2 separate regions of the Homo sapiens genome follow, and region 2 is linked to region 1. Evidence: read pairs that join two places in POLR2A ChIA-PET (ENCODE). Cell type or tissue: MCF 10A. All regions are shown on one strand.

Region 1 (5,000 bases):
CACACTGCTGCTGCTGATGTGTAGATCACCCAACCCTTCAGCCCTTCCCCTTCTTTGGGGACCCTCCTTTCATGAGAACCTATGAGAAGAGCTCATTTATTCATTCATTTTAAAAAATTCCTCTGCTTGAGCCTTCCTCAGGAGTGTTGTCGCCAGAGGCACCCCCAGTCCAGAGGGAATCCAGCTTCCCAGTCTCAAACCTGCCACCTGTCCAAAAGTTAGAGTTACATTTACATAAATCGGGGGTTGTTTTGATCCAAAGTACCCATTTTTCATCCCATCTCTTTGCCTTCATTTCAGTAGTCAGGGTTGTCAGGAATGTGCTCAGTTATTCAGATTTGCAAACACTATAATAAACACAGGGCGAGCCGTCCGTGGACGTTGTCTGCCTTCTTGTTTCGTTCCACGGTTGGCTGGAGAGCAGGGCAGTGATGTGAAGGCTCCGGGGGGGGCTCCAGCTTCACCACTAACTGGCTGCGTGTCTGGGGCAGGTTAATTATGCACCCAGTGCCTCGTCTTTCTTTTTTGTAGAAAAGATAATGATGCCTGTCAGTCTCAAAAGGGCATGCAAGTGTGCTGGACACAGGGCCCACGCTCTGGCACATAGCAGGTGTTTGACAAAGTCATCTTAGCAGAGACACAGACTCCACCAGCGAATAACCCAGGACCAAGGAAGGATTTTGTTTTTTGGTTCTCTCTCAAGTTCTGCTGTATCTGCAGAGACCAAGTAACAGCCTGAGGCTGATAAGAAAAGTGTTGAGTGATGACAATGAGATGACACGTCCTAGATGCTGCAGCAATGAAAGTCCCTTGGCGTGTGTTGGGTGTAAGCTGAGTCCCTCAGGAAAGGCACAGGAAATGGAGGAGCAGAGTGGAGAGGGAGTGAGCTGGCACAAGAGGATGGGCTTTGGGGAGCGAGAAAAACAAGTCAAGACGCCTTTCAGGAGTCTTTCTGCAGGAAGCACCACACCCACCGCCTCCCTGCCCCTTTAAAAATACTCCCGAAAGATACATTGTATCTTAAGGTGTATGAAACAGATCACAAGTTTGTCCCAATAGGCAGAGACTGTGCCACATGGAGCGCTAAGATTTGTTTGGGTTTCACTGACTATTATTTTTCTTTGATAATAAAGAAACTGGACATTTTCACGGTGAGTCCCACAGTGGGGGTTGGAGCATCTGGGAGTTAGTACCTTTTAGCCAGGGATTTAGCTGTGGCATGCATCCTCCAGCTGACAGTAAGTGAAAGGCTTAACTCAAGAAGAGAAAGGACATCGGTGACGGGCAGGCAGGTGGGGGCTCTGCGGTGCTGCGAGGGTGCTGCCAGGATGCTGCCAGCTCCTGGGGCCACAGTGTGGGTATCTACCTGGTTTCTTCGGCAAACAAAGCATCTGACCCTGTCCTCTTCAAGCATCTGGTCAGCATCAACAGGGTACTATAAACACATTGTCACAGTGTATCAGGAAGGAGGGCGGGATTCAGAGGCTGTCAGACTTTTGTTTCTTACAGTGAAAGATTCGAAGATGCAGACAGCATTACTCACAGCATACAAACCCAGATCCACGCAGGGTCCAGCTGCTTTCAGGTGGCGGATATGCCAAACCCCCCATTTTGGTACAGCCAGAGAGGTATGTTTACCTGATCTACCTCATGCAGCCTTTGAATGCTAAACATTGGACATTGTGACAATGAACTTCCCCACAGAATCTGATTAGAAAGAACAAACAAGGGCAAAGGAAGGGGCTAGGGAATGCTTAGCACATGCCCTGTACTAAGCCCTGAGGAAGCCCTGGGAAGGAGACAGAAGAACCCGACGCGGCTGCTGCCTTAGAAGTTCCTCCAGCCCCATAAAAATCATAGCTAATTAGTATAGTGCAGATTGTGGTCAAATACCACAAACAAACACTCCTGAGGAGGCAGGTCAGAAAGGCTTTCTGAAGAGGGAGGTTCAAGGCGAGCCTTGACTGTCAAGCAGAAAGTGAGAGGCAGAGATGAAGGAGTGGCTCACGCTGGTCAGAGGAGAGGCAGAAAGCCATCAGAACACTGAAGAAATCTCACTGTAACTTTCTTATTTTAGTAGACACCACAAAGAGAATCACGTTGCTGTAAAAAAAAAAAATTGAAGTTTTTCCTAGACTCCTTGCAACATAAGGACCCTAAAGTAATCAGTGACCCTTGCATCCATATTGGGCCATTAAAACTGTTGACTTCTTTATTCCTAAATTGATGCCATTTGAATTCAAAGCATAAAGGCACCGACCTAAAATGTGATGATTATTAAAAGTTCCATGGCTCATCGCTGACACCCTCAGCTAATTTTATTTTTGGTAATTGCGTCAATCCAGCTTCAACTCTTCCTGTTCTAAACTTGTTCCGTGCCTTATGTTTTACAAAGCACTGTCTCACACATGCCTGCTTTGACTTCATGCCCACAACAGCATCGAGTGAAAGAATTTGAAACAGAGAGCGGCAAACTGGGGAATGCACGGCGTCCCCACAAATGGCACATGTGGACTCAACCCCGAGTCCCCGTTTCTTGGTCCAGCATGAAGTGTCTCATCAGCCACCTCCAGCTTCTTCTTCCACCGCTGGTCTCGGGGGGGAACCCAACAGACTCACATTTCATGTGAAAGGAATTTCTGCGGATATGGAAAAAGCAATGGCGGATCTCCACCCTTGAAACTCCAACAGTCTATGGTAGCGATGAGATCCAAACCTGCGAATATTTAGATCATAACAAGGTTACTAACAATGCCGCCTCACACCAGAGGGTGTCTCGTCGGTACTTGACAAATGAATCACCTAGGAGCTTCTCCGTAGGTGGCCAGGTGGAGAGGTGACTCAAGGCTGGGTGGCGAAGCCGGCTCTGGACTGGTGCCCGCCTCTGATGAGGGAGGCAGAGGGAGGTGTCTCAGGTGGGGAGGGCTGGAGCTCAGCATGGATTCAGGACAGCAGGAGGAGGGGCAGTGAGCCCCGCAGTGGGGAGCAGAGTGGGGAACTGAGTGAGGAACAGCTGGGGCCAACCCCAGAGTCACAGAAGTGGCCTAGTGTGGCTCCACCTAGTCTGGGGGGCGGGCGGGGGGTTGCTGGACATTTACTGAGATGGAGCTCAGCAATGTTTTATGAGAAAGAACCTAACACGATGTGGGGCTCAGCAATGTTTTAGGAGAAAGAACCTACCCCGACGGTGTTGGAGCCTGCGTGGGAGGGGCGGGGGAGGACCAGGCAGTGGGGGAGGAGTCACCGCGCCAGCCGGGCCTGGACCAGAGTGGGGGCTGTGTGAAGGGAAAGGCAGGGCGTGGTGGAATAGATACAGTGACAAAACCCTCCACACAACTGCCCCACTACCAATTGACCCAGACGCAAGTTTAGGGCGGAGGCAGGGGTGTGGTCAGTCAGCTTCGAGGCCCCACACAAGGATTCTATTGAGAGAAATCAAACAGAAAACGTGAGGCCAGGCCAGGCGCGGTGGCTCACACCTGTAATCCCAGCACTATGGGAGGCCGAGGCGGGCTGATCATCTGATGTCAGGAGTTCCAGACCAGCCTGACCAACATGGCGAAACCCTGTCTCTACTAAAAATACAAAAATTAGCTGGGCGTGGTGGCAGGTGCCTGTAATCCCAGCTACTCAGGAGGCTGAGGCAGGAGAATAGCTTGAACCTGGGAGGCAGAGGTTGCAGTGAGCCGAGATTGCGCCACTGCACTCCAGCCTGGGAGACGAGAGTGCAACTCAAAAAAAAAAAAAAAAAAAAAAAAAGGAAGGAAGGAAGGAGGGAGGGAGGGAGGGTGAGGCCAGATAGGGTCACAGTCTGGCTGGATGACAAGAAGTTCTGGTTTAGAAAGAAGGGACGAGGGACAAGTGGTGTGGCTCACCAGAGTCCAGGCCTGAGGTGCAGGCAAGTGAACATGTGGGCTCCCAGGGGCACAGAGGAGAGCAGAGGAAGGGGAAGGTGTGAGGGACACAGAAGACAGGAGGGAGGGGAGGGATGGGAGCAGCGGAGAGCAGGGAGGGGAGAGACGGGAGCGGCGGAGAGGAGGGAGGGTAGGAAGGAGAGCAGAGGAGAGGAGGGAGGGAAGGCATGGGAGCCTAGGAGTGGAGGGAGGGGTGGGAATGGAGCAGAGGAGAGGAGGGAAGGGAGGGAAGGGGAGCAGAGGAGAGGAGGGAGGGGACGGAAGGGGAGCAGAGGAGAGGAGGGAGGGGAGGGAAGGGGAGCAGAGGAGAGGAGGGAGGGGAGGGAAGGGGAGCAGAGGAGAGGAGGGAGGGAAGGCATGGGAGCCTAGGAGTGGAGGGAGGGGTGGGAATGGAGCAGAGGAGAGGAGGGAAGGGACGGAAGGGGAGCAGAGGAGAGGAGGGAGGGGACGGAAGGGGAGCAGAGGAGAGGAGGGAGGGGAGGGAAGGGGAGCAGAGGAGAGGAGGGAGGGAAGGCATGGGAGCCTAGGAGTGGAGGGAGGGGTGGGAATGGAGCAGAGGAGAGGAGGGAAGGGAGGGAAGGGGAGCAGAGGAGAGGAGGGAGGGGACGGAAGGGGAGCAGAGGAGAGGAGGGAGGGGAGGGAAGGGGAGCAGAGGAGAGGAGGGAGGGAAGGCATGGGAGCCTAGGAGTGGAGGGAGGGGTGGGAATGGAGCAGAGGAGAGGAGGGAAGGGACGGAAGGGGAGCAGAGGAGAGGAGGGAGGGGACGGAAGGGGAGCAGAGGAGAGGAGGGAGGGGAGGGAAGGGGAGCAGAGGAGAGGAGGAGAGGAGGGAGGGGAGGGAAGGGGAGCAGAGAGAGCCAATACTAACCCTGGGCAGTAACAGCATCCAAGCTAGAGGGAAGAACGGCCTTTGGCAGAAGTCCGGGGGAATGGCCAGCGGTCTTTAGTGGAGGTTCAGGACTGCACCAGTAGGGCCTAAGGAAAGAGCTTAAGGAAGCCCACAGTCCTAACAGTGGCTGGCTGGGGACATAGAGAAGGCCACGAGAGTTGGAAGAAATAGCCAGAAATGATGACAGAAAGTCATTGG
Region 2 (5,000 bases), 380 kb after region 1:
GAGCCCTTGTCCTGGCCCAAAATATGTTTTTACATTTTAAAAATTATCCTTTTCTTTACCAATTAGATTGTCAATTTTTTTTTTAAACAAATGCTTTCTGTGGCCTTGTAGAAAATACTGGTTGGTGGGCACCTCTTCTTGGAAGACTGCCACTGGAGGGTCCTCAGGGTGAAGTCACCCCCACTTGGCTTGATGCTTTGTTACCAGTCTGTTTTTTTTTTTTTCTTTTTTTCTCTAATGGTGGGATAATTTGAAAACTCAACCCTTTCCAGCCAATGGTGAGCACCTGTTCATTTCTCAAGACACCCTGAGCCTCCAGGTGGCCTCCACCAGCGGGGAGCCGAGTGTGCGGCTGGAGTGTGTAGCTGGAGCGTGTGGCTGGAGTGTGTTGCTAGGGTGTGTGGCTGGGGTGTGTGGCTGGGGTGTGTGGCTGGCCTGCTCAGGAGAGACGGGGAGCCGAGTGTGTGGCTGGCGTGTGTGGCTGGAGTGTGTGGCTGGGGTGTGTGACTGGGGCGTATGACTGGGGCCTGCTGAGCGGAGAGTATTCTCAGTTATTTGTTTCCGGCAGATCTGAGAACCTGAGTAGTAGGAACTGCTTCAGGCCTGGGTCCCGGCCCGGGTGGAGTTGCTGTGGAACGCAGGTGTTTTCTGTGTGAGTTTGCTAAGCGCTGTTGGGCGTTCTGGAAGTGTCTTTCCAAAGCAGACATTATCAAGCCAGGGTCCTTGTGGCTACACCAGGCTGGGCGGCTGTGTGGCCCTTTTAGGCAGCTAGAACTGGCCTCACTGGTTCCGGGGATGCGTGCGGTGAGAGTGGGCACATGTCCGGTGAGCTTGTGGAAGTGCCCTGAGACCCTGGTTCCTGCTCCGGAGTACAGAACGTGTGATGATCAGCGATGGGCCACCATGGCGTGACTGGCACCAACAGCGCAGAGACCATAAACATGTTCCTTCCTGCTGACCGGCCCGTACTCCCAGGGTGGTGGCCCAGGGCCTGTCCACCTGGGTCTGCACTTCTGGGCTTCCCTGTCGTTTCCCCAGCTTCCCTTCTGGTAATGAGCTTGGTGCTCCTCCTCTCCCCACCTCTCACCCTTGTGCCTTTGGAAAGGCCTTACTGGACAGACCGGGAACAAGAGGGCATCTGCTATTTCTGGGGAGCTTCAGAAGCTGAGCTCACCGGGCTCGGCTCTGGGAGCATGGTTGTCCTCCAAATACATGTTTTCTTCTTTTACTGATCCTTCTGCTAACCTCGGGACCCCACTATACCAGGTGCTGGGTACACCAAGGTGAGCAGGACCCCGTCCCTGCTTTCAAGAATGGTTAAGAGAATTGCAAAATATTAGTGCCGTGCAGAGTCCCAGGTGCCACCAGCAGGGGCAAATGCAGGCCCAGGAGGGCGCGGCAGTGGAAAGGGGCTGCACAGAGCAGGGGAGGCTCCACAGCTGACTCTCGAATGGTGTTCCCCAAGGGCTAGAGGGGTGTGTGTTAGGGGGTCAGGGTTGGGGGATTTTGTGGCACGGTGACAGACAGTGTTGCAAGAAGAATGAACTCATACACAGACCTGATCACTTGGTGGTGGCTTCACCCTGGAGCCTGTTGTCATTCCCCCTGGCCTCCCTCTGCCGTCTTGCCTCGCCTGGCTCTGCTGCTCTGCTGGCCTCTGCAGCCGGCCTTTGTCTGGGCAGCGAGCAGTGTCCAGGCAGCAGACAGCGGGTAGTGTCCAGGCAGCAGGCAGTGTTCCGGCAGCAGGCAGTGTCCAGGCAGCGGGCAGTGTCCAGGCAGCAGGCAATGTCCAGGAAGTGGCCTGTGTCTGGAGAGCAGATGGTGTCTGCGGTGTATCGGTGTCTCATCTCCAGCTAGAGGGACTTAGGTCCCCATGACTGGTGAAGCCGTTTCAGGAACAGCACTGATGACCAATGGAGCAATCTCTGGCCTAGTTGGGAGGTCCGTCAGGGCTGCTTTGAAGGTGGCACAGGCCATACATGCAGAACCCGGGTGCCTGTCCCACTCCTGCCCCCGTCCTGTGGCCTGGGGTCCAGACACAGGGAGCTGGAGGCAGAGGGGCTGCTGAGTCAGTTAGACAGGCCTCTCTGTTGGCGGGACCACGACTTGACGCCTTCTCCCCTCAACACTTCCAAGGCATACTTGCCAAGGGTCCGCACCCGCTCTCTGGTTCGGGGCCTCTCCCTGCCTCTGTAAGACTGGTGCAGCTGCTCTAACTTGTCTGCCATCTTCAGGTTCTCTGCGTTGCCACCAGAGTGAACTTGCTGGCGTGGGGGTCGGTGTCTGCCGTGAGTCAGGTCCCTGCGCAGTCCTCCCTGGCAGTGGAGGAACACTGGTTCTTTGCCTGGCCCCAGGGCAGTCCCAGCCCCAGAGGTCCCTGGCCTGCGCTGGCTCAGAGCATGCTGGCCATCTGCTTGGGCGGAGCCTGTCCACCACCGCCTGGTGCCTTCCCGCCCATCCTTTTAAGGCCTCTCCTCCTCTGGGAAGCTTTCCCAAATGAGGCAGGCGACAGAGGAGCTTCATCTTCTCCGCCCCATACCTTCAGGGTGGCACGTGGCACCATGAGGAGCTATCTGGGGCTCCCCTGGGTGTCTTCCCCTCCCTGTGAGCTCCTGGAAGGCAGGGGTCCTGGCGTTCTATCTTGCCTTCTTGCATCATGGGTGTGCCTGGCAGCCTGAGGGGTGGGGAGTGGGACCAGGCACTGCAGAGGCCCCCAGCCTCACTCTGAGGCTGGACCTGGAGTCGCAGGGTGGCAGTACCGAACCCAGGTGTGCCACCCGCACACACACAGACCGTGCAGGCAGGGGCGGTGGCTGCTGTTCTTCCATGTGTGTCCCCCTCGTGGCGGCCCTGCATTGCTGCCTGTTGGTGGGGTTAGGGTCTGCTGTCACTCCGTGGGCCATGACATCGCCACTGCCATCACATTTGCAGAGCTCCGTGTGCATACATGATAGCGTCCCGACCAACAGCGCCTCCGGTACACAAAGCCGTTTCTTGGTGAATCAGCAAGTCTGGGCTCCTGCCGTTTCTGGGTGAGCCCTGTGCTTGGACAGTTATGAATCATTTGCTTGCCTCTTGATTTGCGTCAATCAAACCACATGTGAAGAAAGCGGCAGTGAGCAGCGCTTTGCCGGCAGCCTGGCTCCAGCGTGGGGCGGCTTGCCAGGGACAGCCTCAGGAGGCCAGCCTGCGCGGCCTGGTGGTCTGGGCTGAGGGCCTGGGGTGGCTTCGGCCCACGGGGCTTCCGGCCGGCCCCCACCCTTTCTTCCCCCGATCCCCGTCAGCCACGGGAGATGGGTGAGATGGTAATGATAGCGTAGCGTGTGCTGGCTTCCTACGTGTAATCCTGTGGCCAGGGGCACATATTCGCAGCTCTGGGAATGTTTATGGTTGGAAGCCCCTCCGCTGATCTGTTCTTCCCTCTCACACAAAATCACTCCAGGACAGGGCTCTTTGCAAAGATTACTTGTAAGAAAGCCTTAATTAAAAAGAGATGTCACCATGCCCCTCCCCTCCTTCAAACCAAGAGGAGCAGCAGAAGGGGGAGTGGCCCAGGGTCAGAAGGACAGCTGGGAGGAGCGTGGGGGCCAGGCCAGGCCTAGGGAAGGGCCATCCACCTGGGACTTCTGAGCCTTTTCTTTTCTGGAGCAGCTTTGGGGATGAGGCTTGCCCTCCGTTGAGTCACGGTGACAGCTCTGCACTGTGCTGGGCTGAGAGAGCCCCGCCGTGGAGGGCCATCTGGGAAAGTAGGGTTCCCAGGGCCCCCCAGCTTCACTGGCTTGCTTTGCTTTGGTTATTTTCGAGGTAGGCAAATGAGGTTCTCGTTTTTACCGTGAAGGTTACTTGTATTGTTGTTGAATTAGCTGTTGAATGGTAGCTGTTGTCCTAGTTTCCTAGTTAGTCATGGCTGTGGCTCGTGGCTTAGAGACCAGCGGCGCCCTGGCTCATTCCCATCTCTTGCGGGGGCCCATACATGATTCGTCCTTAAAACTGGGAGGGGACGCCGGGGTGCACTGGGCTTGTCCTGTCGTTTGGTAATGATCACAAGTGTGTTTATATGTGACTCTTCCAGGGAATCGTGGAAACTTAGTGGCCATGAGGTCCCCTGGCTCTGAAATTTCTCTCTGAATGAGCTGGGAGGGTGTAACCTTCCACAATTGTGAGCCCAGGTTTATGTTTGCAACAAATAATAAACAGCAAAACAGAACAGAGTGATACCCCCGTCCAAATCTAGCACCTTCACTGGCTATCTTTCATTTTTTATTACGGAAAATTTCAAACATTTACGAAAGTGAAAAGACAATAAGGAGCGGACTAGGCTGCTGTCCCCATCTTCAGCGATGGCTGAGCAGGGCCAGGCCTGCCTCACTGTATTGTTCCAAAGCAGTTCTACCGTCATGCAGGTGTCTTCCGAACATGCGACCCTAATACCATTGTCACAGCTTTAACACATCAACACGTGAATCCATCAAATAATCAGTCATTTAAAATCCCCATTGTCTCAAAAAGTTTTCAGTCTCTTTTCTTTTTGTATGTGGCTGTTGTTCAAATAAGTGTTAAGTAAGGTTCGTGGGTTCTAATGGGCCACTGTCACTTGTGATGGACACAGCCGTTTCCTCCCTCTTGCTCTCCAGTCTATTTGTTGGGGAGCTTGGCTTGTCCTGTTGTGTGGCCACGGCAGAGCTCTCACTGCCTGTGTCCATGTGGCGTGTTGAGCAAGTTCCTCCTCCCTCTCTTTCTGGTGACCTGGCGGTTGCAGCTGGAGCCTGCGCCGGACCGGGGCTAGTTGGCAAGACTGTGGCATGGGGGCGTGGGCGTTCTGCTGGGTGATGAGCGGGTCCTGAAGGTGGCTGTCTAGCTTCATTCCTTCCTTCCTGGGGGCTGCAGAGTGATAATCCAAGACACTCACTCCTGAATCAGGTAAAAGACTTCTGCAGAGAGGAAGTGCCCTCATCAGCTCTTCGGCTCACACAGGAAAGGCTTTCTTTATTTACCATCTT

What was found. ChIA-PET counts read pairs that join two places held together with the same protein. Peaks named below come from ENCODE experiments on the same cell type or tissue, not always from the same donor. Only the 100,000 strongest peaks of a DNase experiment are listed, where the experiment ranks them.
Region 2: POLR2A ChIA-PET joins it to region 1 with 5 read pairs; 2 of 35 experiments call an interaction of 5 or more read pairs at or near these places.

Annotation. Positions count from the first base shown.
Region 1 is chr2:239,658,404-239,663,403 of GRCh38, reverse strand. It overlaps LOC105373966 (a long non-coding RNA gene), which reads right to left. Exons shown (of 3, transcript XR_924055.3): 2 at 4,782-4,933; 3 at 999-2,716. Among named protein-coding and RNA genes, the nearest start is that of LINC02991, 83 kb to the right of the region's middle. RefSeq lists an enhancer at 2,420-2,919. In MCF 10A, no CTCF peak of the experiment used is centred here; a DNase peak (open chromatin) is centred at 2,823.
Region 2 is chr2:239,273,412-239,278,411 of GRCh38, reverse strand. The region is part of intron 2 of HDAC4 (histone deacetylase 4); the gene reads left to right. Among named protein-coding and RNA genes, the nearest start is that of MIR4269, 30 kb to the left of the region's middle. RefSeq lists a silencer at 2,487-2,695 and enhancers at 2,844-2,943, 4,592-5,000. In MCF 10A, no CTCF peak of the experiment used is centred here; DNase peaks (open chromatin) are centred at 2,461, 3,041, 3,581 and 3,921.